Linked DNA regions of Homo sapiens: regions 2, 3 and 4 are each linked to region 1. Evidence: chromatin contacts called from ENCODE Hi-C data. All regions are on one chromosome and are shown on one strand. Each heading gives the region's core, a stretch centred on a gene start or an enhancer-like site at or near the end of the contact. The rest is flanking DNA. Distances are from core to core; before and after follow the strand shown. Region 1 holds the start of TOP2B (DNA topoisomerase II beta). Region 2 holds the start of PDCD6IP (programmed cell death 6 interacting protein). Region 3 holds the start of CLASP2 (cytoplasmic linker associated protein 2). Region 4 holds the start of RAB5A (RAB5A, member RAS oncogene family).

Region 1 (6,607 bases), core at 4,108-6,607:
CTTTCAGACCAGAAAGTGTTTCTTTTCTCCACTCAGTTTCACACAGTTTGATGCTTTTGTTCTCCATCTCCCCTCTCCCTCAATTGTTTTGGTACCAATAATTTCTTTTTTTCCTTCCCTCCTCACACCATCCTGTTTCTCACTACTAAAGAGACACAATGCTTCAACCAATTCTTCATCTGTTAACCGATAAAGTTAGCAGATTAAAGTTTAAGGTATTTTACCCTCTCTGGTAGTCAACCAATAATACTTGAAAACACAAAAGACTCAAGGATGCTGAAGAATGAATCTCAAATGGCCAAGTTTCAGCACCACCATGGATGGTGCATGAAATTTTTCTGAGGGAGGCTTCTTGATAACACCTCATATCCTTTTGTAAAGCAATTATTTATTGAACACCAACTGTATGCCAGACACTCTCTTTGACAAGCTAGCACTGTGTGGTATACCCTTTATTGAATAGGCTAGTCTTACTCTTTTACTTTTCCCAAACAACATTTAAAATGGAAATATATTCCTTAAAGAGTCTGCATTTCTCAGCCTCCTTCTGGATCTTTCCACATTTTGACAATCATCTCAAAGAGGAAAGCTGATAGATAAAGATACTAGTTATATATGACATCTGGGCTGACCTCTTAATTCTTAAGAAACAGAAATAATTTGCTATTTTCTGTTATTAATTGGCATACTAAAAGATGGTATCTTTTCGAATTTTTGATTTTTAATTACCACCTTACATAACTTGCAGGTACCTTTTTTGTTTTGTTCCTCCCAAAATGCTAGAATTACAGACAAGTGCCACTGTGCCCGGCCATTCCCTACTCTTCTGAAATGAAAACAGTCGAGTTGGGAAAGCCACTGCTGTCTCATTTTTTAAGATGTGAGTCTTATAAACCTATGAAGTAACAATATCAGATGACTGTGGGCAACCAGAAACTTCAAATACAACTTAGTAATACACATGATAGATTGTGTATCTTGTTGGTGAAGGGCAGGTGCATGATAACATCTAATGTCCCCCAAAGCAGAATTTTCTCAAAACAAGATGCATCTTTGAAAGTCCATCCAATTATTAGACATTTTTACAAAGGCCAAGAGCAACTTTCTTAAGACACATGCTAATTTTATTCTCCACGTTGTATGAAAACCCTGAATTATTATTGAGAACCCTGAATTACTGAGAACCCTGAATATTATTGAGCTATATCATATAAGTGAAAGTGTCCCTTCTGTCTGTATAATTAGAATGTCACCAGAAGATCAGTGTAGCTTATTTGACCAAAACCAATCTAAACAAACTCCTGCAAAACAAAAAATCAAAACAAATACTGTACCCTGTAATTATTGCAGGTAGAAATTGAAGAACTTTACCTGCTGTCTGTCTTCCTAGTGGTAATAATACTCAGGAATATGATCATTGATATCTTCAGCCATCCGCAAACACTTGTTACTTTTGGTGCTTAAATATCATTTTAAAAGTAAAAATATACTTATAAACTGTAGCAATTAAATAGTTAGAAGAAGCAGAGTTAATAATGTACTATAATATTTACTAGAGAAATACTGAAAACCAAAAAGTCACATTGATAGTAACTTTTCTTCCTTGAGCTCACTTCTAAAGAACTATAACAAACTAAATTACATTTAAACATACAATAGTCATTAACTAGGCAATCACTTACTGAGTCTACCATAGGCCAGACATTAAAAATTTTTCTTAGTCCAGCAACCTTGTATATCGTAAGGATCCACAAAATTAATGCAATGAGAAGGGAGAGGTGAAATTATAGACATTGAATTTTGAATTCAAATGTTAGCTTCTTTAAATGCTCCCGAGGTTAAAGATTTGTCCTCCTCCTCCCAACTGAATCTCAGTGTTGGAATGATACACAACATTTAAATGGAAACTATTGAAACTTTGGCAGATACCTAGAAGTATGGTTTTGAGTTGCTATTTTCTTGGATAATTTACTTACTGATTAAATTACCTACTGTGTATAAAGTGTGATGATAGGTGTGGCTCATCAGGTAAATTGTTTATTTTTTATGTATATATATATTTTTGAGATGGAGTCTTGCTCTGTTGCCCGGGTTGGAGTGCAGTGGTGCAGTCTTGGTGCACTGCAACCTCCGCCTTCCGGGTTCAAGCGATTCTCCTGCCTCAGCCTCCCGAGTAGCTGGGATTACAGGCACATGCCCAGCTAATTTTTGTATTTTTAGTAGAGATGCGGTTTTGCCATCTTGGCAAGGCTAGTCTTGAACTCCTGACCTCAGGTGATCTGCCTGCCTTGGTCTCCCAAAGCGAGGTAAATTGTTTATTAAACAGCAAATGAATAAATATAAAATTGCTTTTCAATTAAATGATTAGCTTGAAACTATAATTCAAGGGTGAACTTAAGGCAGAAAATGCGTCTTCATCACCTTTTTAAATTCCCAGGTCCTGAGTACCTAACACAGTAGGCATTTAATTTTTTTTTCATTGCTACAATAAGGAAATATAAGATCTAAAAATAGAAATTCTGAAGTAGTTAGGATAAGCTCCTATGGAAGCTACTCAGAAATCTTGATTAAATAAAGACCTTTATACAGTTTATAGAAATGACTAATTTCTAGTTTTTCCTTTTGGTCAGTGCTTGCTGTGGGGTAGAAATTAAGTCATTATATGTAATATATACATACAAAGTAGTATCTAAAACTAGACAAACCTGATATAGAAGCTTTTTTTTTTTTTTTTTTGAGATGGAGTCTCGCTCTGTCGCTAAGGCTAGAGTGCAGTGGTGCGATCTCGGCTCACTGCAACCTCTGCCTCCCAGGTTCAAGTGATTCTCCTATGTCTGCCTCCCCAGTAGCTGGAATTATAGGCACAGGTCACCACGCCTGGCTAATTTTTGTATTTTTAGTAGAGAAGGGGTTTCATGATGTTCGTCAGGCTGGTCTTGAACTCCTGACCTCAGGTGATCCACCCCTAATTGAAAATTACTTCACATTACCCCAGAAGAGAAAGCTATGCTCAAGTTGCGTACAATCAATTTTATCATAAAGATATGCTAAGTCTGCTGCACAGTTAAAAAGGACAATTCTTTAGAAGCTGAGATACTTTTAATCTAGATTCCGTCTTCCACTCATCACAAATCTCTGCTTTAAAAATGTTGATTTTCATGTATATTCAGCAATTCTTATTTGCAATTCTTCTGGGTAAGTCAGTATTTTCTTAAAACTAGTAACACTTATTAAAAGGCTTTTTCATACTGAGAAGACAAAAGGACTCAATGCCTCACATATGAGGCAAGTGAAAAGAACATTATTTTTATTAATCTATTTGAGTTTTGAATATATTGTTTTATTCATTTCAAAATCTGAACCTAGGCTGGGTGCGGTGGCTCATGCCTGTAATCCCAGCATTTTGGGAGGCCAAGATGGGCGGCTCACTTGAGGTCAGGAGTTCGAGACCAGGGTGGCCAACATGGTGAAAACCCCGTCTCTAGTAAAAGTAAAAAAAATTAGCCAGGCATGGTGGCCGGTGCCTGTAATCCCAGCTACCTGGGAGGCTGAGGCAGGAGAATTGCTTGAACCTGGGAGGTGGAGGGTGCAGTGAGCCGAGATCATGCCACTGTACTCCAGCCTGGGTGACAGAGCAAGACTCTGTCTCTAAAAACAACAACAAAAACGGAAGATAAAGAGCTTTGACAACTTAAGTTTAAAAAAGGAGACAGCTATGTATTTTATAGCTTAGCTTCTACCTAGTACATCTTCATAAAAAAAACTCATTGCCTTTAAAATTACCCCTTTTCAAACAAAATACATGTGTACTTGGAGATGCAAACTCACAGTAAGAACACAAGATCATTTTAACAAGCACTAAACTGAGGCTCAGGGAAGTTAAATAACAAGGCTATGGATACTTGGTCAGGTTCAGAAAAGTTTGCACCCCAAGTTCAAGGTAAAGAAAGGCTTCACTGTTCTGAAGTCCCTAGTATGGCAAAGTTACATGGCCATCAGAGAGCTAATTAAAAAAACTATGTTTAAATTATTTCCATGTTTCAGAGTTCTCCACCTCTAGACTCAGAATGCAGTTTAAAGATGTGACCTGAGACATTTTTGTTTTCCCTTGAGAGGAAATGCACAGTTGGAAGTTCACAAAAACACCTCTTCAAAAAACAGTAATACTGTTTTCATCTTTATAAAAAGCTTTCATCACAACTCTTTGGTGGCACTTCATGCCTTCAAGTACTCATTTTGGTGATCGTTGGCTCCCTTTTAGTCTGTCTCACAAGCCAGGTTATAAATGGTTTGAAATCAGGGGCCTTGTTTTTACTTTGAACCCATCGCAGAGCCTGGCACAGCGTGGCAGAGTGTGCGCCCAATAAATACTTGAGTGGAATTACACTGAAAAACAGGAAGAAGTAAAGCCATCTTCCATCTGCCAAAGACTGTGATGTTGCTGTATTGGTAATTTTCATTCTTAGAAAGCTTTAATGTGAATGAAATTATTCCTTACTGTGCATTTGAAAATTCCACTGAAAACAGTTTTAAAAATTAAGCATGCCCTCTTAGAGGCAGGGGGCACAGTTCTGGACAGATGAGAAAAGTGACAGTGACATCTCTGCATTGTTCAGAGAAGAAAGGTCAACAAAGAGTAGAAATAGAACACTCAACCCACCCTGCATTCTTTCCCTAGAACATTCTCTGTGTGTCCCTTATCATTTAAGCTTTTCATATGTAGTTTTCTTGAAACTGACCATATGCTCTTTTGGGGTGAGGGGAGGAGACGGAAGAAGGAGATGGAGAAGGTCTGAGATGATTTTTTTCGACAGCAGCGTCCACTTAGGCCCTTGGGGAGGCCGGGTCACGGGGCCTCCTTGCACCAGTGGTCTACAACGTCTTGCCTGCGGTTTACAACCGCTCTTTTAAAATAATTTCCCTTTGGGACGGCCCCCGGCTTCTTCCTGCCACCCCCATCCCCACCCCGCCCCCATCCTCATCCTTAGAGGCCCCAGGCAAACGCTTCGGATTCCCGGTTAGGTCTCAGAGTAAACAGCACGCTTGGAGGATTACAATCGACCCGAGGCCAATTCGACCCTTTCCCTTTGCCGCCCTCAATTGACCCTTGAAGCAGCCCCTGCTCTCCCTTCAAATGGAAAACCCACAGACACACACACAAACAAAAACCCCAAGTCTTCCTTTCGGTTGCTACCCGCAATGACGTTTCCCCCCTCGGGTCCCGCCCCTCCAGGGGGCTTGGAATTTTGGGATTGGCCGAGAGGCTGTGGCGACAAGGCCCGGATTGGACAGCATGGCGCTGACTGACAGCGGGGGCGGCCGCCGCGCCCTCCCTCTCTCCCCGGTGTGCAAATGTGTGTGTGCGGTGTTATGCCGGACAAGAGGGAGGTGACCGTGGCGGCGGCGGCGGCGGCTCTGTTTATTGTCCCTCTCGGTGTGTGTGTGTGAGGAAATCGGGGCTGCAGCGAGGCTAAGGCTGCCTTTGAAGCAGCGGCGGCGACCGGGACGACTACTCTGGCGACTCGAGTGGCTGGCCTTCGCGGAGTGTGAGAAGGACAAGGCACCTCTGCGTCCTCGCCACGTCCGAGCGCCTCGGGCTCCCCGGCCGCCCTCGCGGCTCGCACGCCCGGGCTTCAGCCCGGCCTGCAGCGGCGCCCGCGGGCGGGCGAGAAGGCAACGCCGCCGCTCGGCCGCCGCCGGTCGCTCCCTGCTTTCTCCTCAGCCGCCGCGCTAGGCCCGGGCGACGCGGACGCCGCGCCTCGAGTTTGAGGGCAGCCGGCGGCGCGGCCTCCTCAGCGGGCTCGGCTGGACGTCCGCTCCGGATCTTCGCGATGGGGCGCGGGGGTCGGCGCGGCTAGGAGTGCGGCGAGTGGAGCGGTGGGTGCGGAGCGGCGGGGCCCAGCGGCCCGCAGGGAGGCGGGAGCGGCGGCTGCGGCCTCAGGGCCTGTGAGCTGGAGGCACTCGCCATGGCCAAGTCGGGTGGCTGCGGCGCGGGAGCCGGCGTGGGCGGCGGCAACGGGGCACTGACCTGGGTGGTAAGTGGCTGGTCCCCGGGACGGGCGGCTGCATTGTTCCGGGCCCGCGGCGGGGGCGGAATTCCGAACGGGCGGGGGAGGGGAAAGGGAGGGAAATCCCGTCCCCCGAACGGGCGCTCCATAGGGGCCTGTGCTTGCAGAATCCTCCAGCCCGCTCCCCGCGCCTTTTCTTTCTTTCTTTCTCTGTACGTCTCTGGAAGTCCTGACTGCCAGAGCGTAATGTGTACTTGAAACTTTGGGGGGACAAAACCGCGAACGTAACATACAGCCCCCGCTTCCTCTCTTTTCTTTTTAACCAGACTCTTCCGGGGCAGCCGAACCTGAAATGGTGGGGATGGCGATAATGCAAGTGTGTCTGTGTGGGGCAGCATTTTCTCCAAATGTAGTTCAAGAAAACCCTGGGAAAAGGGGTGTGTGTGTGTGTGTATTCTAAATGCAGCTCTTTCTGGGGCTTTAATCTCAAAGAAGAATGCATTGGGATTTCTACAGCAACTTGCACTTCAATTTGGAAAGCCTCATTCAATGCGCTCAATTGAGAGCGCATTGGGGATGACTTTCACAGCAGTTAATAC
Region 2 (6,607 bases), core at 2,177-4,676, 8.1 Mb before region 1:
AACTTTTTACAAAATAAAATCTTAACTCAGATAATTTGGGATCTACCACACAGAAATGAACCTAACCCTAATGCAGGTGTCATACTAAAAATAGATGTACCTGATAGACTGCATACATGATTGTTAAGATCCCCAACCTCCATTCCCCAGGATAAAATTTAGAAAGCTGATAAGCAGACTTTTTCATGGAAGACTAGAAGCTTTCTCTCTAAAGAAACTGATCACCACAAAAGAAATTACACAATGCTGGTAAATGGTATATCTGGAGCTTCAAATAAAATACAAAATAAAAATAAAAAACCAGCAGGGTTCCCATTTGATCACCCTAGGTCACCATTTACCAAGGTCTAATCAATTTTTAGTAAAAGCCACTTTATAAAGGAAGAAGTATCATATAAAAGGGTTTTTTGTTGTTGTTGTTTTGTTTTGTTTTGAGACAGCGTCTCAGTATGTAGTTCAGGCTGGTCTCCAACTCGTGGGCTCTAGTGATCCTTCTGCCTCAGCTGGAATTATGAGTGCATGCTACCACACCCAGAACAAATGAGTTTTTAAGTACTCATTCTCATTATTATAATATGCATAAATGTATATTTTAGGAAATTTTAATAGAACACCTACAAGTTAGTAATAAGAAAACAAGTCTATCACTGGAGCAATATATGGAGCTGCATATCAGGACTTATCAAGCTGGCTTCAATTATTTAGGAATTAGTTTAAACTCTGTTTTTCAAAGTTCATTAGTTTAAAAAGTTCATTAAGTTAAAAAATTAATGTTAAGTTTACACAATTATCCAAACATAATTATTAAAAATAAGATATTCTGCCGGATTTGAATGAACATCACACAACTGATTCACATCTAATTTTACAGCGTATATACCTACAAAACTTTTGTACCTACCTCCATTATAAACTTTAGTAATATCTCCAAGCTTACCCTAACCCCTCTAGAAGCCCAAAAAGTGAAAATACTTAATATTTGTTGAATTAATGTGGCAGGAGGGGATTATACAGAGGTGACTAAAGAAACATGGTTAGTTTCAAAGAGACTATATCTACAACAGGTCCACTACCTAGGAACAGTTCACACATTTAAGTCTGGTAAAAAGAATAAAGGAAGGAACAAATGAATTAAGTTTTAAAGTTGACAGGAGAACCGTATCCAAACCATTATCCACCAACCTCCCATGTCTGTTAGCTTAAAACCCATGCACCAAGTGCTTCTGAAGACCCCAAATCTGAGGGCTGGAACCAAATTTGATATATTCAACAAGATTTTTATCACAGGGCTCATTATACCACAACTATGTTTTCTTAATATTACTAATGGAAAATCCTCACTGAATGCTATTCATGCCTACATAAAAATTACCTTGAAATTGTTTAATTATGTTAATTCTAAAGAATGGCTAAGTATTTCTAGGTTAACTTTAAAAAAAATGCTTATGCTATTAGACTAATGATCCTTGCAGCCCAACAGTTGTAGCTCTAAAATTTGACACCAAGGGGTCTTAATTCCTCTGAGCAATCTATTCAGTACCCCTTCCTTCGGAGAACCAACCCTTCCCCAGTCCGGACTCATCTTGCTTTGATCCATGGGGTAAGGAGAAATTAAACCGGCTGGATGACTCAGATAAGGGCAATTAACTTAGCCCATTTCCCACCATCATAAATGGGTGCAAACAAACCCAGGAGCCTCCCATGGACTTCCACCAGAGCTAAGGAGAAAAGCACTCCCTTCTGTAAGATACTGAGTGTTGCGGACGATTGTTATTACACTACAGCCATCCCTCTCAATACATGAACAAAGCTTTCGAGGGAAGCATCACGGAGGCAAGACGATCTCCAGTGATACCTAAAGCTAAGGAAGGAATATCCCTAGACTTTTCAGTTAGCAGAATAAGTCTTACTTTTTTTTTTTTTTTTTTTTTTTTTTGAGATGGAGTCTCACTCTGTCGCCCAGGCTGGAGTGCAGTGGCGCGATCTCGGCTCACTGCAAGCTCCGTCTCCCAGGTTCACACCATTCTCCTGCCTCAGCCTCCCGAGTAGCTGGGACTACAGGCACCCGCCACCACGCCCGGCTAATTTGTTGTATTTTTAGTAGAGATGGGGTTTCACCGTGCTAGCCAGGATGGTGTCGATCTCCTGACCTCGTGATCCGCCCGCCTCGGCCTCCCAAAGTGCTGGGATTACAGGCGTGAGCCACCGCGCCCGGCAGAATAAGTCTTTTCTTAGCTCAAGCTAGTTTAGCCTGGGTTTCTGCTACTTGGATTGGAATACAATTGTGATTCTCCTGTGAAACAAGTAGAATATACTATACGGAGAAAACGAGATTAACAAGGTATGCAAAAGAAATGTTTAACTATAAAATCGTAAAAAATGTTCTTATAACTATTAAGTATCATGAAAGGAACCCTCATTAAATCAGCATGAGCTAAATAAGCGTTTGCTAAAATAACAAATTTACTCTACTGTGTATATATCTGTTTGTGAACAAACTGCTTTTAAACAACCTACCTTGAACGGTTCAACTATGTAACTAGAGTTTTATTTCAAATAGTTGTAGCTCCTAACTTTCAGAATTCTCCATCTATCATTTGATTATTTTGAACTGAGGAAGACGGTCCATTTCATGTGGACAATGTGATGAGCTGATCAGACATTTGGTCCAGTGTCCCAATTCCCCCACTTCCCCCACTGCCTTCAAGCAACTACTATTATGAAATCAAAATGTGGCCCAAGAAAGACAGTGATGGAAAAATGGGGCGAAAGGGGAAGCTTCAGTTAGAGACCCAAAAAAGTGAAGACTAGTTCTAAGTAAATGTGGCAAAAGAGATCAGTACAGGGCAGACTGCTGCTCCCAGGTATCTGATCCACGGAGCCCTCGCCGACCAAGGGCTAGAGCAGACGTGCAGGCAGGACAAGCGGGCAGTCACAGCGGGCCTGCAGGGCGGGTCCTGCTCACCAGCAAAGAATGCAGACCACACCTACGCGCCTGGTCAGGCCGGGACGGGGCGGCTCCGCCCAGGTTACAGGATTGAAGGAAGGGGGGAGACGGGAAGAGGAGCGGCGAGCGACGGCTGGCAGACAACCTACCCACTCCCAGCCCCGCGCCCACCTCAGGAGCGTCTCGAGCGCGCCCTCGTGCTTGTCCAGCGGACGACCGACTGCGGCGCGGCGCAGCTTGCTGAGCTCCTCCGCCGCGCGGCAGTACTGGGCCTGCTCTTCCCCGCCGCTTGGGTAAGTCTGCTGGATGAACTTCACCAGCGGCTTGGCCAGGTCCACCTCTGAGGTCTTTTTCAGCTGCACCGAGATGAATGTCGCCATGATCAGCGCCTCCGCCGCCGTTCGGGCCAAACAGACCGCGGACAGCTTACGAGGGCCGAGGAGAGAGAGGTACTGGGCTGGCGGACTGGCGGACTGACTGGCTGACAGACTTGCGCTCCGCCTGCGTTCCGGGTCCGGCAACTTCCGGGAGCTCCAGCGCAGGCGCACTGGATGCGGGGTCCTTAAGCTGTCCGCGGTCACGTGAAGGTGTCGCGGCGGCTACGCCCACCTGGACCCAGTTTACCCTGTACTGTGCTGCAAAATATTACTTTCTCCCCATCTGGAATTCTTCCCTTCCTCCTTCCTGCCGCAGTGGTGTACTGAGCACTTTCACGTAAGAGTATTCCTCCACTCGAACAACCCCCCGGAGAAGTACTGGTGTCACTGCCACCTGCGAGAGTTTGCGGCTACCTCCCCAAGAGGCAGTCCCAGGGTTATTGTGACCTATGATGTTTATTCAACTACTGTTGACGGGCTGCTGTGCACAGGGAACCTAGTAGGCAAGACCCCTGCCATCGTGCAGCTTACTGTCAGGTTGACACAGACCTTAAGGTAAACGGAAAAAGTATCAGGAAAAAAACAGGGTGCTTGGGACTTAGGAGATGTTAAGATCGCTTGGAGGACCCTAATTTAAATAAGATAAAGTAGGTTTTCTCCGAGTAGGTTAACTGAAAATGAACCTGTGTCTCTGGTTGCTGTTTTGTAGAAAGAACAAAATTTTAAATAAATTAAAAACGACACCTGTAATTTGAGAAGATGCTTGATATCAGAAGAGGAGAAGAGTGGAGAGGGGTGGAGTGGCAAAGGAGAGCCTCCAAACCAAAAGCCTGCGGCAGAGGCCCTAGGAGGCAAGCACTTAACCATGTTTCAGGACTAGAAACGAAACATGTGACAAGACCTTTAAAAACAAATAGAATGGGATGGAATAAAGTTGGATGAGTAAGCAGGCATCAAATCATTCAGAAACTTGTTGTCCAAGTTGAAGAATTTGTTTAGTATTGTATAATAAATGCAGAGGAAGCTATATACACTTATAATTTACATTTTTTAAAGGCCACGTTGTAGCTCAATCGGATAGTTTGTCTTTTGATGGGATGTAGTATACAGTATCATCATGGTATATTCCAGGCAAAAATATTTAACTTGAATCTGTCAAGCCTTTGCATCTAACACAGTTTATAAAAAATACAACAGATAGATGAACAAACTAAATGATGCCAGAGGAAGTAACTAGACAGATCCAGAAGGTGAAACATTCTGCAGGATAACTGGCCCATCTCTTCAACAATTTGTCATGATAAAAGCAACTGCTTTATGAAAAGAAATTTAAGGGACATAACAGTTTGAATTGGATCCTGGTTTGAACAGACTGTCTATAAAATGCATTTTCAGGACCATTAAAGAAATATGAATGTAGATGGACTGAGTATTGGATAAAATAGAACTGTATTGCCATGGAAAAGATCATTAACTGAAAAGAGCAAGTCACGAAATAGTATGTTACAGCATCTCATTTTGGTTTAAAAATGCACATATATGTATTTATGTACAACTAAAAAAATAGTGGGCTTATACCCTAAGGTGTTAGTATTGGTAATCTTTGGAAGTGGAAATGTGTATTTTTTTCTTTGTGTTTGCCTATCTTTTTCATTGTAACTTTTGCAGCACATAGACTACTTTCATTATAGTAAAAGTTTATTTTACCACAATTTTTTTTTTTTTAGAAAGAGTCTCACTCTGTCACCCAGGCTGGAGTGCAGTGGCACAATCTCAGCCCACTGCAACCTCCACCTCCCAGGTTCAAGCTATTCTCCTGCCTCAGCCTTCTGAGTAGCTGGGACTACAGGTGCACACCACATGCCTGGCTAATTTTTGTATTTTTAATAGAGACTGGATTTCGCGATGTTGGCCCGGCTGGTCTCGAACTCCTGGCCTCAAGTGATCCACCCGCTTTAGCCTCCCAAAGTGCTGGGATTACAGGCGTGAGCCACTGCACCCGGCCTATTTTACCACAATTTATAAAAATTTTTGTTTATTTTAATTAAGCTATTCTATGTTAAAATAAGTAGCCACCCTTGGCTGATGCATAAAGAAAAAATTAGAGGAAGGAAAGAATGGAGGCAAGGAGGCAAATCATGAGACCATTTCAGAAATCAAGACGAAATCAGGAAAGCTAACATTAGCAAGAGTGAACCAAACTGATAATATCTTTGAGTTTAAAACTGAAGAATTTACCAATGAACTGCATAGGAAAGTAAAGAAAAGAGAGTGGTCAAGATAGGTCCTGGTTTTGGGGCCTGAACATCTGAGTGGTTAGTAGAATCATTACCAGTTGATAACCCATGGAAGAGGGTGGGGGATGGGTGGTGTCTTGTAGGTTGGTTGACAGGACTGACCCATTGGGAAGATAACGAAGAAGCAAAGTATATGAAAAGAGGAGAAAGGGTAACCAGAGGAGGGAGGATACAAAGGGAGTGATTAGCCATCAGAAAGATGAGGGACATGACATTTGTTGAGGCAGATGGCGGAGAAAAGAAAGTTAACATAGATGTGGTTAGTTTTGTGGCATTGACCAAAGGAAGATTAAGGTGATACTATCTGATGGCTTGGAATGAAAACCAAACTCCCTGCCACAACATGATGATCTTTCTCTGCAACTTCATATTTTGCCTCTTGTTCCTCATTTGTTACCACTGAGTCACAATGGTCTTTTTAGTTTCTCAAACACACCAAGATCTTTCTTGCCTCATGTGACCTAGAATGTTTTCTCCCTTTCTTCATATCTCAGTTGAAAGGTCTCCTCTCCTCATCATCATACTATCTAAAGTAGATTCCCTCCCTTGTTAACCTCTAGCGCAGCCATTAGTTCCTTCATAACACTTACCCTAACTTGCAAGTATTTTGTTTGTTGATATAATTTTTATCTGACTTCCCCACTAAAATGTAAGCTCCATGAGGGCAAAAATTGTGTGTTTTGTATACTGATGCATCTCTAGCACTTGGTATAGCAGGCATTCAATAAATATCATTAAATAAGTTTCACCCTTGTAAAAAAAAAAAATATATATATATAAAATATATTCTCTACTTCCAAAATAACACACTTTCACCAACAACAAGCACTCCAGCTAATTAGGCAATAGGCCAATAAGCAAAGAATTATGGTATATTAGTCAAGATTGGCTAGCTTATGTTCTGACAATAAACAATTTCAAAATCTCAGTTTCAATTTTAAACTCAAAGATACTAATAAACATTTGTTCTTTGCTCACACAAAGTC
Region 3 (6,607 bases), core at 1,791-4,290, 8.1 Mb before region 1:
TTAATTTATAACTTTTCTACTCCCATACTAAGTACTATCTAGATAAGGAGCCTCTCATCTAGGTTTCAAAAACCCTCTGTTTACCCTATCACAGCATCTCAGAAATGTTGATTTTCTTGTCCCTACTAGAGCTTGTGGGCAGAGACCAGGTCTAAATGAATTTTGGGTCTTTGGAACTTTGGCACAGTATCTAGCACAATATAGGTGCTCAGAGGATATTTGTTAATGAATTAATGAAACACAGAAAGAATATATAAGTAATAGTGACCAATGTTTACTATTAACTTTATAGGCCAGGTGCAGTGGCTTATGCTTGTAATACCACCACTTTGGGAGGCCAAAGTGTGAGGATTGCTTGAGGCCAGGAGTTCGAGAATAATCTGGGCAACACAATGAAACTTCATCTCTACTAAAAATAAAACACAATAAATGATAATTAATAATAATTTTACAGGTTCTTCCAGAGTTACTCCTAAAGATGATTTAGTTAACTTATAACTTAAAAATGACCTAGTGTGATTTTCAATTTACATTAAGTTCAGAAAGGGAATAGAGACAACCAAGGGTGAAGAGCAGCAGTCACCTTTGGTCACAGGAACAGGTAGAGCTGAACCTAGAATCCAGGGCTCCTGCATTTTTTTTTTTCTATACCACATACTGCACCTGGTCACCAGCAATTACAGTGTAAAGTTCTTCTGGATAGGATCCTCTTTTTATATCTTTCTGCAACCCTTTAAGAACAGAACCTTTGGACACTCAAACCCAAGGAATAGTTACCATAATGTATTAGTCAGGGTTCTCCAGAGAAACAGAACCGGTAGATAGATATGTGGAGAATCATTTTTTTTAATTTTTTAATTTTTTTTTTGAGACAGGGTCTTGCTCTGTCACCCAGGCTGGAGTGAAGTGGCACAAACACAGCTCACTGCAGCCTCGACCTCCTGGGCTCAAGTGATCCTCTTGCCTCAGCCTCCCATGTAGCTGGGACCACAGGTGTGCACCACCATGCTTGGCTAATTTATTGATTTTATTTTTGGAGAGACAAGGTCTCACTTTGTTGCCCAGGCTGGTCTTGAACTCCTGGGCTTAAGCGATCCTTCCACCTCAGTCTCCCAAAGTGCCGGGATTACAAGTGTGAACCACTGCACTTGGCCTAATGAGAGGATAATTATTATAGGAATTGGCTCACACGGTTAAGGGAGGCAAGAAGTCTCATGTCTGCTGTTTGCAAGCTGGAGAACCAGGAAACCTGGTGGTGTAATACAGTCCTAGTCTGGAGGCCTGAGAATTGGAGGACTGATGATATAAGTTTCTGTCTGAATACTAAAGTTTGAGAACCAGGAGCACCCATCTTTGAGAGCAGGAAAAGATGGATGTTTCCGATCGAGCAGAGAGAGTGAATTTGGCCTTTCTCCACACTTGTGTTCTGTTCAGGCCTCAACGAATTGGATGATGTCCACTGACATTGGGAAGGGCCATCTGCTTTACTCAGCTCACCAATTCAAATGATAATCTCTTCCATAAACTCTCTCACAGACACACTCAGAAATAATGTTTTGCCAGCTATTTGGGCATCTCTTGCCCCAGTCAAGTTGACACATAAAATTAACCATCACACATAGTTTACTTGATTGAGGCATAGTCTGAGGGAAATTACAACCAATTAAAGATGGAAGAAACTTTACAAACTCAATACAATGTGAAACACAGAAATACTGAAAAAAGAACACAGAAAACAGTCAATTTCTTTGAATTTTGAGTTTGTTTATTCTTAGTTATTGTGAATATTTCAAATATCAATTTTTGTTGAATTCATTCACTCATTTAACTTAAATTGGCCACCCATTATTTGCTAGGCACCACCCTAGGAAAACACAAAGGTTCCTGGAGCTTTCTGTGTATTAGAAGAGAAAGATATTACATAAATAATCATTTTGTTGTGATTGGGAATAATTGTCAAGAAGATAAACACAGTGTGCTTTTGGAATGTATTAGACAACTTTACCCCCACCAGAATGGCTAAAACTAATAACCCTGACCATATCAAATATTGTGGAGCAACTGGAACTCTCAAGCATTGCTGGTGGGGATTTAATATGATCCAGTCACTTTGGTAAACAATTTGGCAGGTTCTTCTAAAGTTAAACATACAACTTACAAGACCTAGTAATGCCAGTCCTTGGTATTTATTTACCCATGAGAGAAGAAAATATATCCACACAAAAACTTGTGCACTAACCGTTGTAGCAGCTTTATTCATAATTATAAAAAATAGGAAACAACCCAAATATCTACCAACAAGTGAATGGATCGACAAATGGTAGTGATTCCACAGAATGGAAAGCAATAAAAAGGAATGGACTTCTGAGACACCAACAGCGCTGGATGGACCCCAAACGTTATGCTAAAAGAAACCAGACTCCAAAGAAGCACAGACTGTATGAAGTTCAGGAACAGGGAAAACTATGTTACCATGCTAGAAATCAAATTAGAATTGCCTAGGGAAGAGCAGATAATTGGGAAGTGTCCTGGGACTTCCTGGGGTGTTGGAAACGTGCTGTACCCTCACTGGGGTGGCGGTTCCACGGGTGAATACATTTGCCGAAACTCATGAAGTGTACGCTGAAAATCTGTGCGTTTTACTTTAGGCAAACCTAAGTTTTGTTTTGTTTTGTTTTTTTAAGTATTACACAGTGACTGTGGTGGTGGCTGGAAGCAGAAGTCAGGAGTGTATTCTTTTTTTTTTTTTTTTTTAAACCGGCAGTGGGGGCGGGAAAGGGGGATGCCAAGTACTTTCCTAAGTGTTGAATACAAGTGGAGGCAAACTTGGAAACGTTCCACATTTCACAGGGCGAGGGCAGGGTGCCCTGACAGCGGCTAGCAAAGAACGGCCCGCCTCCCAGGGGGCTCGGCCCAACTCGGACCCCAAGTCTCCCTAGAGGTCCTATCGCTCCCAGCGGTTTCCGCAGCCACCTCCACCACCTCCGCAGCAAAACGCTAGCCGGACTGGAGGGCCCTCGCCGGCGTCGTGCTGACGTCACGCGCGTGCTGACGTCGCCCGCGGCCGCGGCCTCTGAAGCGGGCTGGGGATCGGGGGGCGCCGAGTTTGACTAGTTTGGGGGCGGCTGGGCGCTTGGCGTTCCTCCCGCCGCCCGCTGCGCCCCGCAAGCCGCGCCCCTGGCGGGCTAAGTGAGTCCCGCCCGCTCCCGCGGGGACCCGCACTGGAGGCTGGGCGGCTCTCGGCGAAAGTTGGCCGCTCACAGACTGGCAGGCGGGCGGGCGGCCGCAGCCATGGAGCCCCGCAGCATGGAGTACTTCTGCGCCCAGGTGCAGCAGAAGGACGTCGGCGGCCGGCTGCAGGTCGGCCAGGAGCTCCTGCTCTACCTTGGCGCCCCCGGCGCCATCTCGGACCTGGAGGAGGACCTGGGCCGCCTAGGCAAGACAGTCGACGCGCTCACCGGCTGGGTGGGTTCGAGCAACTACCGGGTAAGCGACGGCGGCGAGGCTGGGCTGGTCACGCCCTCCGCGGCAGCCCTTTAATCCCGGACGCGAGCGCCGGGCCGGGAAAGCTCCCGTCCGAACCACTGCTTAAGAGGGGAAACACACTTTGGGAAGCACAGGCGGGCGGATCACGAGGTCAGGAGTTCGAGACCAGCCTGACCAACATGGTGCAACCCCGTCTCTACTAAAAATACAAAAATTAGCCGGGCGTGGTGGCGGGCGCCTGTAATCCCAGCTACCCAGGAGGCTGAGGCAGGAGAATCGCTTGAATCTAGCAGGCAGAGGTTGCAGTGAGCCGAGATCGAGCCACTGCACTCCAGCCTGGGCGACAGAGTGAGACTCTGTCTCAAAAAAAGTAAAAAATAAATAAAAATAGGGGAAACAGGGGGGTCCCGCGTCCCCACTGGGCAGACCGCCTCTTCGTACGCGAGCCGAGGACTGACTTGTGACCACATTTTTCTACACTTGTGGACAATGACAAATTCAGCGATTCCGTGACACGTTGCGGAGTTACTAGGACACAATGTTGATCACTTATTTTGAAAAAAAAATCAGTGAAAGACTTCGACATTTGTGTTCACCTGTGTAAACACTACCCAGACCAACAGATAGGACATTAGGATACGATTTTAGGTTGATGTGTCTTAGTAGATAGGCTAATGCTGGGGGGGAAAAAGTTACAAAGATGAGGTGCGAGAAAGAATGAGCCTTTCTGAAGAGTTGGTGGTAGGCAGGGTGTAATGTAGCCGCGTTGGGAGGCCAGGTAAATATTTTGTATTTAACTTGCCCCGTAGTCGTTAGTAGTTACTTTTCTTTCTTGTCTTCTGGTGGCAGTGTTGCTTTAAAATGCTGACTGCAGCTTCCCATGGATGAAGTGATTCTTCTTAGTAACATATTCTCATGATCCAGCGAATAGGCTGTACTTTGAAACCTTTTATTCAAAAAGAGAAGAAAGACAAACTCTAGAATTATGACGCAGATTTAATGGTAAAGCCCAGATGAGTTTTGGAAAGGTTAGACTTTTTACAAGGACAATAAAGTTTGAGAGTTACCCACGTCGATGCTTCATTACATACCATCTCTTGATTATTATTTTTAAAACGTTTGGGGAAAAGGTAATTTAATAATATATCATTACCATTTGGGAGATTATTTCTTTGGAAGAAACAAGCTAAATTTACTCTGTAAGAAAGGCATATACATATTCACACTCAAGATAGTTGATTTTATGCTACAGCATAGACTGTTGTAGAAAGACAGCGCTTTGGTAATGTTTGCACCCCTTCCGAAGTTAAGATTGGTGTGCCATCTTCTACACGGGCTGTTGTGAATTGGCTTTGGGCCATTTCACTCCTCAGATGTACCTCAGTGAATGACAGTTGAGCAATCACGCTGATATTCTGTGATACCACAGTATGCTAGTTTTCTGTTATGCCTCTAAGCCCTACTTCTACTCGGTGCTGTGTTTTTAACTGTTCTTTAAGAGTTAGAATCCATCAGGGGTCTCATCCGGGTTCTTTTCTGTTTTCACTACGTATTTTCTCCATGCTCCTCACTAGATAATGTAGCCCAAGACAATTTCAGCAGTCAGAAGAGAACTGCCATAGTCTCCCACCACCTGTCTATACACTTCCTTGTAGCTGTGACCATATAATCTTCCTTTTTCCTTGTTAGAATAGATAAATTGCCTGTTTTCCTCATTTATGCAATTCCCTCCACGAAAGTATTAGATTCCATGCCTTCTTGCTTACTCAAGGACATTGATCCATCAATTCTGCTCTCTTTCCTAAATCACTAGTTCTTCCCTTTCTGTTGAATTCTATAGCATAGAAACTTTTCTGACATTGCTAGGGAAAGGGCATTCTAATTAATCTGTTGCTTTAAGTTTTATAAGCTAAGTTACCCAACTGGGTAATCTTTTTTTTTTTTTTTTTTTTTTTTTTTTACTTAAGATACAATAAAACATACTTAACTGTTTTAAAAAGTGTGTCATAGGAGCTTTTGAACATACAAATAGAATCATACTTCAATTTCAGTTTATACTGAACAAAATACAGTTTTTCTTTGAATTGGTAGTACTTCAGAATCTGAGTGTCTTAACAGTCATTGTGTTAGTAAATTTGAGTGCCTCCTGTATGCTGGGTATTCAAGATGCTAAGGATCCATCCAGCTTTGAACAAGACAAGGCCCATTCATTCAGCTGCATTAGGATATTTATCGATGACCTATTATTATCAGGAACTTACTCTTCTAGGCATTGCAGATACAATGTGAAAAAAAGACAAATCCTTGTCTTTGTGGACTTAGATTCTAGTAGGAGGAGAGGAATAAGCAGGAAAGATAAATAAAATGTATAGTGTGTTAGATGGTGATAAGTGGTTTGGAGAAAAAAACAATGAAGGGAATAGGGAATACTAGGCAAGATGCATATGTTGGAATTTTAAATAGTTGGTCGTTAAAGACCTCATTGAGAAGGTGACTTAACAGAAGATGGGAAAGTGAGATCCCTGCCATTGCATTAGAAAGAGGTAGACAGGTATAGAAATTAGATCATTTCAGATAGCATGTGCTTGTAAATCAACATGGTATGAAATGATTATGAGACTCTACTTTGGGTGGTCAAGAAAGGTGACATGTGAGTGCAGACACTGAAGAAACATAAGAGTCAAGAATGATTGAAGCAGAGGAAACAGCAAATTCAGAGACCCTAGTTTTGTTGAGGAACATAAAGCCAGCCTGGCTAGAGTTTAAATGAGTGAGGTGTTAAGAAAGACGAAGTTGAGGAAGCAGCTGTAAAGTCATAGGATTTTATTCTAAATGTGGTGGCAGTAACTGGGCAGGTATAACATCATAGGATTTTATTCTAAATATGGTGGAGGTATAACATCATAGGATTTTATTCTAAATATGGTGGAGGTAACTGGGCGTGGTGGCTTATGCCTGTAGTCCCAGCTACTTGGGAGGCTGAGACAGAAGGCTCACTTGAGGCCAGGAGTTTGAGACCAGCCTGGGCAACATAACAAATTCCTGTCTAAAAAAAAATAAATACAGTGGGGGGTTTTATGTGTGTAAAGGGTGGCTGCTTTGTGGAGAGTCGACTATAAAG
Region 4 (6,607 bases), core at 2,024-4,523, 5.7 Mb after region 1:
TTGTTTTGAGAAAAATTATGTTATTAATAAATGGGAAACTTTTAGAACAGATCCTAAAATTTAGTATTATTTGAAGTTTTCTGTTAAACGATGCATTTTTCATTTAATTAATGGTAATTTTGGACAACAAATATTTTCAGTCTCCCAGGTTTGTGTGCCTAACGGCAGACTTAAAACTGTTTCCTCATCTGCTCAAGCACACCATACACAGAAATGCTAACAGTTGTTCTCCATGTGGTGATTATTACTGACTTATTTACTTACAATAATTGTAACTTTTTTGTAGTCTTTAGACGAACAATATACATGCCATTTTTAAAAAAATTTTTTTGGAGAAAGGGTTTTGCTCTCTCACCCAGGCTGGAGTGCAGTGGCGTGGTCACAGCTCACTGCAACCTAGACCTCCTGGGCTCAAGCAATCCTCCTGCCTCAACCTCCTGAGTAGCTGAGACTACAGGCGCTCAGAACCATGCCAGGCTAATTTTTTGGTAGAGACACTTAACTGCTATGTTGCCCAGGATGATCCTGAACTCTCGGGCTCAAGCAATCCTCCTGCCTCAGCCTCGCAAAGTGCTGGGATTACAGGTGTGAGCCACCACGCCCAGCCTGCAGGCCATTATTTTTTATTTAAACAACACATTAAAGAAATCTAGCCTGAATGGCGACTTCTATGCTAATTTTTAATCTCTAAGGAATTAGTGAATATTTGAAGAACCTTTTTCAATCCACTCACAAACCAATCTTAACAGTTTCCTTCTATCTTTAATCAAAATCCGAATACATGCTAATATATTAAACCTGATGATTCCCTCTCTAAAAACCCTGCTATATTTCATTTAGCTACCTCATATAAGAAATACGTCTTTCACACTGGACAGAGTGGCTTATACCGGTAAATCCCAACACTTTGGGGGTGAGGCAGGAGGACTCTGAGACCAGCCTGGGCAACACAGTGAGACCCTGTCTCTATATTAAAAACAAAAGAAAGAAATATGCCTTTCCCATAAAATGAGCTTATAATACGCTCTTCATAATGAATTCCCTAACATGTCCACGAGATCTTAGTTCTTAAGGCAATGAAACTACCTCCTTGCCTTAACTAAACACCAGCTTTTTAGAGTCCTTATCTTTTACCATTACATACTGAAATATTTACAGATTTATTGACGTAATATCTGAGTTGCTTCCAAATAACAAGGTATAAATAAAAATGCCCCCTCCTCCACAAACATACCAGATTTAGGGGTGTAATCCTGGCTATACCAATTTCCGTCTGGGCAAACTCTTTAATTTCCAAGTTTCTATTCCCATAATATCTAACTTGCATAGCTGATGTGACAATTAAATAAAACAATACATGTAAACAATCTCTAATATACATAGTAGGGATTGAAATTGCCAATAATGTGCTCCTTTGATAAGAAAATGATAAAATATCAATAGAACATCATATATACTGAAAATGCACCAATACATCTTCAGATATTACACACAATCAAAACATTTTCCATTTGTCTTTTTATTTAAGAAAACAAGAAATTACTTATCAAGGACAATATGCTCCAAATTTCTACGGCACTTCCAAAATTTTAGGGAAAATATCAGACTCCCATTAAAAAAAAAAATCAAACAAGATTCTGATTTCACTTTGACTTTTAAGGTTTAAAGCTACTTAATTGTGGCTACTCCCCCTAAGGATCTCAAACAGGAAATAACTAAAGTTAATGGTAAATATACACTTAGCATAACACTAAGGTTAAAAATTACGTGCATTCATTTGTATTCACTGCTTACTGAAACTTCTGTTTTGCAAAACAAGAATTTTGCATAATATACATTTGTAATCTTTTGAAAATAACTGTTATTCATTCTATAGTTAAAATCCTTCTAAGGGTTCTTTGATCAAAAAATTGACTGGGCACTTATTTTGTGCCAGGCACTGTTCCATTTACTTTGTTTATACAAATGCTGAGTTATCACTTCCATTTTACTTTAGGAATAAAGTTTATGAGCAGTCTTGAGTATTCCCAGAGGTGTACAAGTGTTTTTTTCTTATTATGTGAAAGGCAACTGATTGAACGCTTTGATTCCATTTAAGCAAGACAAAAACCAAGTATGTGAACTATGACGTTCAGAACTTAACAAGTTTGAAAGTCTCAGAGGTAAGCAGCTTCCAGGGAAGATAACGCCAGAGCAAGTTCCATGGTCTCTACCCAGTGAAGGAGTTCAGCGGTCCTGTTATCTTGAATTTATTTAACGCTGTAGTTCACTACCTTCCAAACAGAAAACAAGTCTCTAGACAGCCTATTTTGACGAGCCTCCCACCCACCGACACTACTCATCTTTGGAAGTTGAAGATAGGCGGAGCTCCCCACATTGACACCTGCAGTAGGCCCAGGTTCCTGCTTGGAGAGCACCTGAGTAGCTAATAGCCAACTACAGATCGCCTGGATAAGCAGCACTCGCCAGGTCCCTTGGCCTTTCCAACCTCCTCCCCCGAACCTGCCTTGCTTTGACCGAGACCCCCAGGACTGCCAGGACGGAGACCAGGCGGAACCGCGGCCTCCAGTACACTTTCCACGGCGCCATCTTGAGAAGGGAAAGGGTGACACCCGTCGCTCCCTCAGTCAGTCCCCAAATCCCGGTCTCCAGAGCCCCTGGAGGATGAGTCACCAGGGCTGGCAGAACAAGACGCCGGGTTCGATAGTTCTCTGGTCCAGGGCACTGCTGCGCGTGAGGGAGAAGGGGTGGGGGGTCTCAGTACCGGCAGGGCCGCGGACAGGCTGGGGACCGCGGATAACCTGGGGTCCAGGCCCCCGCTGCGCAGGAGGAGGGGCGGTTCGGTTACCTGAGACCGCAGCAAGCCGAGCTGCGGGGCCGAAGCTTCCTGGCAGCAAGGCCCAGGCGTGGCCCGTAGGATGAGAGTGTATCTATGGCGGTGGTGGTGGCGGCGGCGGCGTCGCCTGCTCTTAGCGCCGCTCCCCTCACACTGGACTGTGCGGGGCTCGTGCCGTGGTGCCGCCCCTGTCGGGCTCCGTCTCCGCCTCTCGCCGCTCCCCCTTCCTCTTTCCTTTCTCCTCCTCCGCCGCCGCCGCCGCCGCCGGCGCTGGAGTTCCGACTAATTCTTCCTCCTCCTCCTCCCTCTGCCTCCTCCCCTAAGGCCAGCCGCCGGCTCCTTCACGAACCAAAACACAAACACTCAAGTCCCACCGCCGGAGCCACTTCCGCTGCCCGGTGCCGGCCCCGCCGCCACGTCGCTGCACGCAGCGAACTGCGCCACTTCGTCACTTCCCATCATCGCCAGTCCGCCTGCTCCTTCCGCTTCCTCGCCCCTTCCCGAATCCCTCCCCGCCTAGGTTTGTTCGCGGGGCGGGGCGAGGCAGGATGTCACGTGACCCTGCGAGTGGCTCAGATCCGAACTGGCCGCCTTTCTCCCCTTCCCCCACCCCAGGTACGCGCGGCCACGCCCTCTCCAGCGCCATTGTTATTTAGGCTGGGGGGTCTCTGGGCTCCTGGCGGCCGGGGTCGGGGGAAATTCCTTTACTATTCTTTGGGGGAAGATCAAAATAACTTGTGTTTTTTTGTTTGTTTTTTGTGCCCAGCCCTTGTGGGAGCGGCGAGGTTCCCTAACCCCAATCCTGGCATCTCGGCTAAGGGGCTTTATTAGAGGGAACTTGTCTAGCACGAGAGAACCTCCTCCCACAAAATGGCCCTGGGGTTGGGTAGGTCGGTAAAGGCTGCTAAATCGCATTTACCCCAAGGAGGAAGAAAGGACCCTCCCTATCCCAAAAGCCGCCTTTAGGCGCCTGACAATAAGAAGTCGCTTCTGTTAAGAGTTTACGTGGTTTTGGTAGGGGGCGGGGAAGGCCAAATCCTAAAATAGTGTCTGCCTTTTATTCAGAATTTCCCTTCGCTCTTTACTGTACTAAACGCTTTACAGGAATTATCCCATTGAATTCTTACACTCGAGTCTTTCATTCTGAAACTAACTTGTTAATCGTCTGTTCCCTACATTCGAATTTTAGCTCCCCTTGGTGGTCCTCACCGCTGTAAATCTATGTCTAGCCCAGTGCCTGGCAGCCAAGTCTTCAGTTCTAGTTGTAGATGTTTTATAGGTAAAGAATTTGAGACACAAGAGATTGAGTAACTTGTCCGAGATCACGGCTGTGTGGTGCAGAAGCTGGATTCTGATCTGCGGCGGGTTGGCTCCAGAACGTGAGTTGTTGAACACAATTCTGGTGAAAGACAACCCAAGATGTTCGTTACCCTCCACGGGGGACCTACTGAAGATGTGCTGCTTTAGTTGAATCCCACACCACATTCAGTCTCTGGCGAGGCTTCAGCCACCACCCCCTCCCCAGCCTCCGCCAAAAAAATTGTTTTGATAATTTAGTGGAAGAATATTAAATTGATTTTCCTTCAGAATAAAGGCTACTTTTCAGTTTGCAGTTTACAATGTATAGCTCTGTTGTAAGGGCGAGAATATTGTCTTTGAAGTGTACCGGGTTAAGGTATCTTATGGGCGTACAGTCGGCGGCATTGTGCAATTAAGATGATTTGAACTTTGAACAGCCCGTCTTTCAGATCAACTACCTAGTTGCCAGAAGAACGTAATGTGTCATACGTAAATGATACCTGTGGCATTTTATTCTCAAGGAGTTGTTCAATATGAACTATTAATCATGGTAATAGCTCTGGGACAATCCCAGGAGGAGTCAGGAAATAGGATATGTGACATCAGTTTTGTCATGTCAACAGTATGCCCAAAACGAAACCTATTCCACTCCAAACCTGCTTCTGCTTAGAGACTGGCATTAACATCCTCCCAGTCACCCAGACTTGGAACTGCAGAATCAGCTTCACCTCTTTCTTCTCCTCACAAACCATTGTCCATTCTATCAACAAATTATCTAATCCCCAAATTTGAAGTCTAATCCCAACACCTGGTCCATGGTAGTGTTTATATAAACTGAAATTAATGCATACTGCTGTTCTTTCTGTCCATTCTTTACATTTTAGCCACTCTACTAAAAAATGTTCAATGCTATGTCATTACTTGACAGTCTAAAGTTCTTTAACTCTAGTCCCAACCCAAGTTTCTTTCATTCTATTTCTATAGAATTCCTCTCCCCATACTCTTTATTTGTTCCCTGATCACACGTATCTGGTCTGTGTTCCCTGAATATTGCCTGTGTGTTGCCATCTTGGTATCTGATCACTTTATTTTCTCCACATGGAACACTATCATTGCCCATAACTGCTGGCTCCGTCTTAGCCAGGACACCAGTTCCTTTGGACCGCATCTGCAGATACTTCTACTGGATTCAATTATTATTTTTTCTGTAATTTCACAATACTTTGCCTTACTCTGTATAATGGCTGTCTTAAAATCTGCCTTATTTTAATAGCTAATGAGCACCTGGACTTTTCTCCTTAGCCTTTCATTGAATTATAAGGTTTTTAAGGGCTGTGACCATCAGTTATTCATCATTTCAGTTCTTCACAGAAGACCCTTGACTGCTATAATAGGGACCCCCAAAGTATTGGTGAACTTAATTACATTTAGAATCACGAACATTAAGAAGACCTCACAATGAAAAACATTTGATGCTGAAATTTATAAATTGCAAAAAACTCCCTATTTCATCGTTCCAGTATGTTGCTTCTTCACTCGTTCCTGTTTAGTGATTTTGTCTTCACCTCCTTCATGAATACTTTTCACAATATTTTACAGTTTAGTCATAATGTTTGCCTGGAAGAGTGCTGCCCTGGTGGCTGGCATTTCTAAAGATCCGGTAGTAGTTTTAGAGAAATTGAAATGACACAGTAAAGCTCTGTTGTTTTATTGCCACTTGCAATATGCCTATGTTTTCTTTTTCATAGCCCCAGATAACTGAGGAGGACTGATAATTGTATATATTTTAGTGTCAAATGTGGAGTCCTACCAGTTGATAGAACTTGTTAAGGAAGGTACAAAATGGATAAATAATCATGAAGACTTAAACACTGTCTTTGATGCTTATACTGCCCTCAAATCTCTAAATACTCAATAACAAATTCCCAGTGGCAGGTGTCTCTCTACCATTCACAGGATCCCATAACCTTTTCCTTCTCTTCCAGGAAATCTGTCCTCCCTTGTGTAGCTAAAGAATGAATCTTTGCATAGATGATAATGAATGGTTACATTTACTTTTAACTGGAACTGTCTGGAGACAATTCAAAATTTTTCCTGGAGACAAACCAACGGTAACTCTAACATTGGCGTAGTAGCAAGTCAGTGAATAAAAGGCTGTGAAAACTTAAGCTAGTCATGTTTCAAAAGCTTGTGTCTTTGGAGGGCATCATTCAGGCTTCAGCTCAAATGTCATCTACCTAAGGGACTTCTAAGCCCACTAATTCTAAATGCTTTGTTACATATCGAAGTAGTCTGTTGTCTTCATAACAGCACTGTTTGATATGATATTATGCATTGTCTTCATAACACTTAGCACCATTTGATATGATATTACGCATCGTTCCACTTAATGGTTATCTATCCCTACTAGAATATAAGCTCCATGAGATAGGGGTTGGGTTATACAGTCAGTCCATCTGCTTGTGATTGGTT

What was found. Hi-C counts contacts between places; a loop is a spot of excess contacts on that map. Pooled maps may share reads with other maps.
Region 2: a loop to region 1 is called in a pooled map, with 5 times the contacts of the local background. The contact joins the promoter of PDCD6IP here to the promoter of TOP2B in region 1. A Hi-C loop is called at or near these places in 2 of 50 pooled maps.
Region 3: a loop to region 1 is called in a pooled map, with 5 times the contacts of the local background. The contact joins the promoter of CLASP2 here to the promoter of TOP2B in region 1. A Hi-C loop is called at or near these places in 2 of 50 pooled maps.
Region 4: a pooled map shows a loop between it and region 1 (17-fold over the local background). The contact joins the promoter of RAB5A here to the promoter of TOP2B in region 1. A Hi-C loop is called at or near these places in 10 of 50 pooled maps.

What each region holds. Positions count from the first base shown.
Region 1 is chr3:25,663,657-25,670,263 of GRCh38, reverse strand. It overlaps TOP2B (DNA topoisomerase II beta), which reads left to right and starts at 5,357. Exons shown (of 36, transcript NM_001330700.2): 1 at 5,357-6,035. The coding sequence starts at 5,967. It overlaps MIR4442 (microRNA 4442), which reads left to right and starts at 5,325; the gene lies at 5,325-5,391. RefSeq lists enhancers at 5,057-5,620, 6,578-6,607 and silencers at 5,788-6,147, 6,102-6,290.
Region 2 is chr3:33,795,449-33,802,055 of GRCh38, reverse strand. PDCD6IP (programmed cell death 6 interacting protein) reads right to left here and starts at 3,426. Exons shown (of 18, transcript NM_013374.6): 1 at 3,119-3,426. The coding sequence starts at 3,327. PDCD6IP-DT (PDCD6IP divergent transcript) reads left to right here and starts at 3,537. Exons shown (of 2, transcript NR_183731.1): 1 at 3,537-3,661; 2 at 4,034-6,607. RefSeq lists enhancers at 2,730-3,263, 3,210-3,559.
Region 3 is chr3:33,714,687-33,721,293 of GRCh38, reverse strand. It overlaps CLASP2 (cytoplasmic linker associated protein 2), which reads left to right and starts at 3,040. Exons shown (of 39, transcript NM_001365631.1): 1 at 3,040-3,486. The coding sequence starts at 3,292. RefSeq lists an enhancer at 2,679-2,768 and a silencer at 2,969-3,308.
Region 4 is chr3:19,943,763-19,950,369 of GRCh38, reverse strand. RAB5A (RAB5A, member RAS oncogene family) reads right to left here and starts at 3,273. Exons shown (of 6, transcript NM_004162.5): 1 at 2,849-3,273. It also overlaps a transcript of EFHB not described here. RefSeq lists enhancers at 1,989-2,588, 2,635-2,684, 3,205-3,254, 3,116-3,285, 3,211-3,380 and 1 more.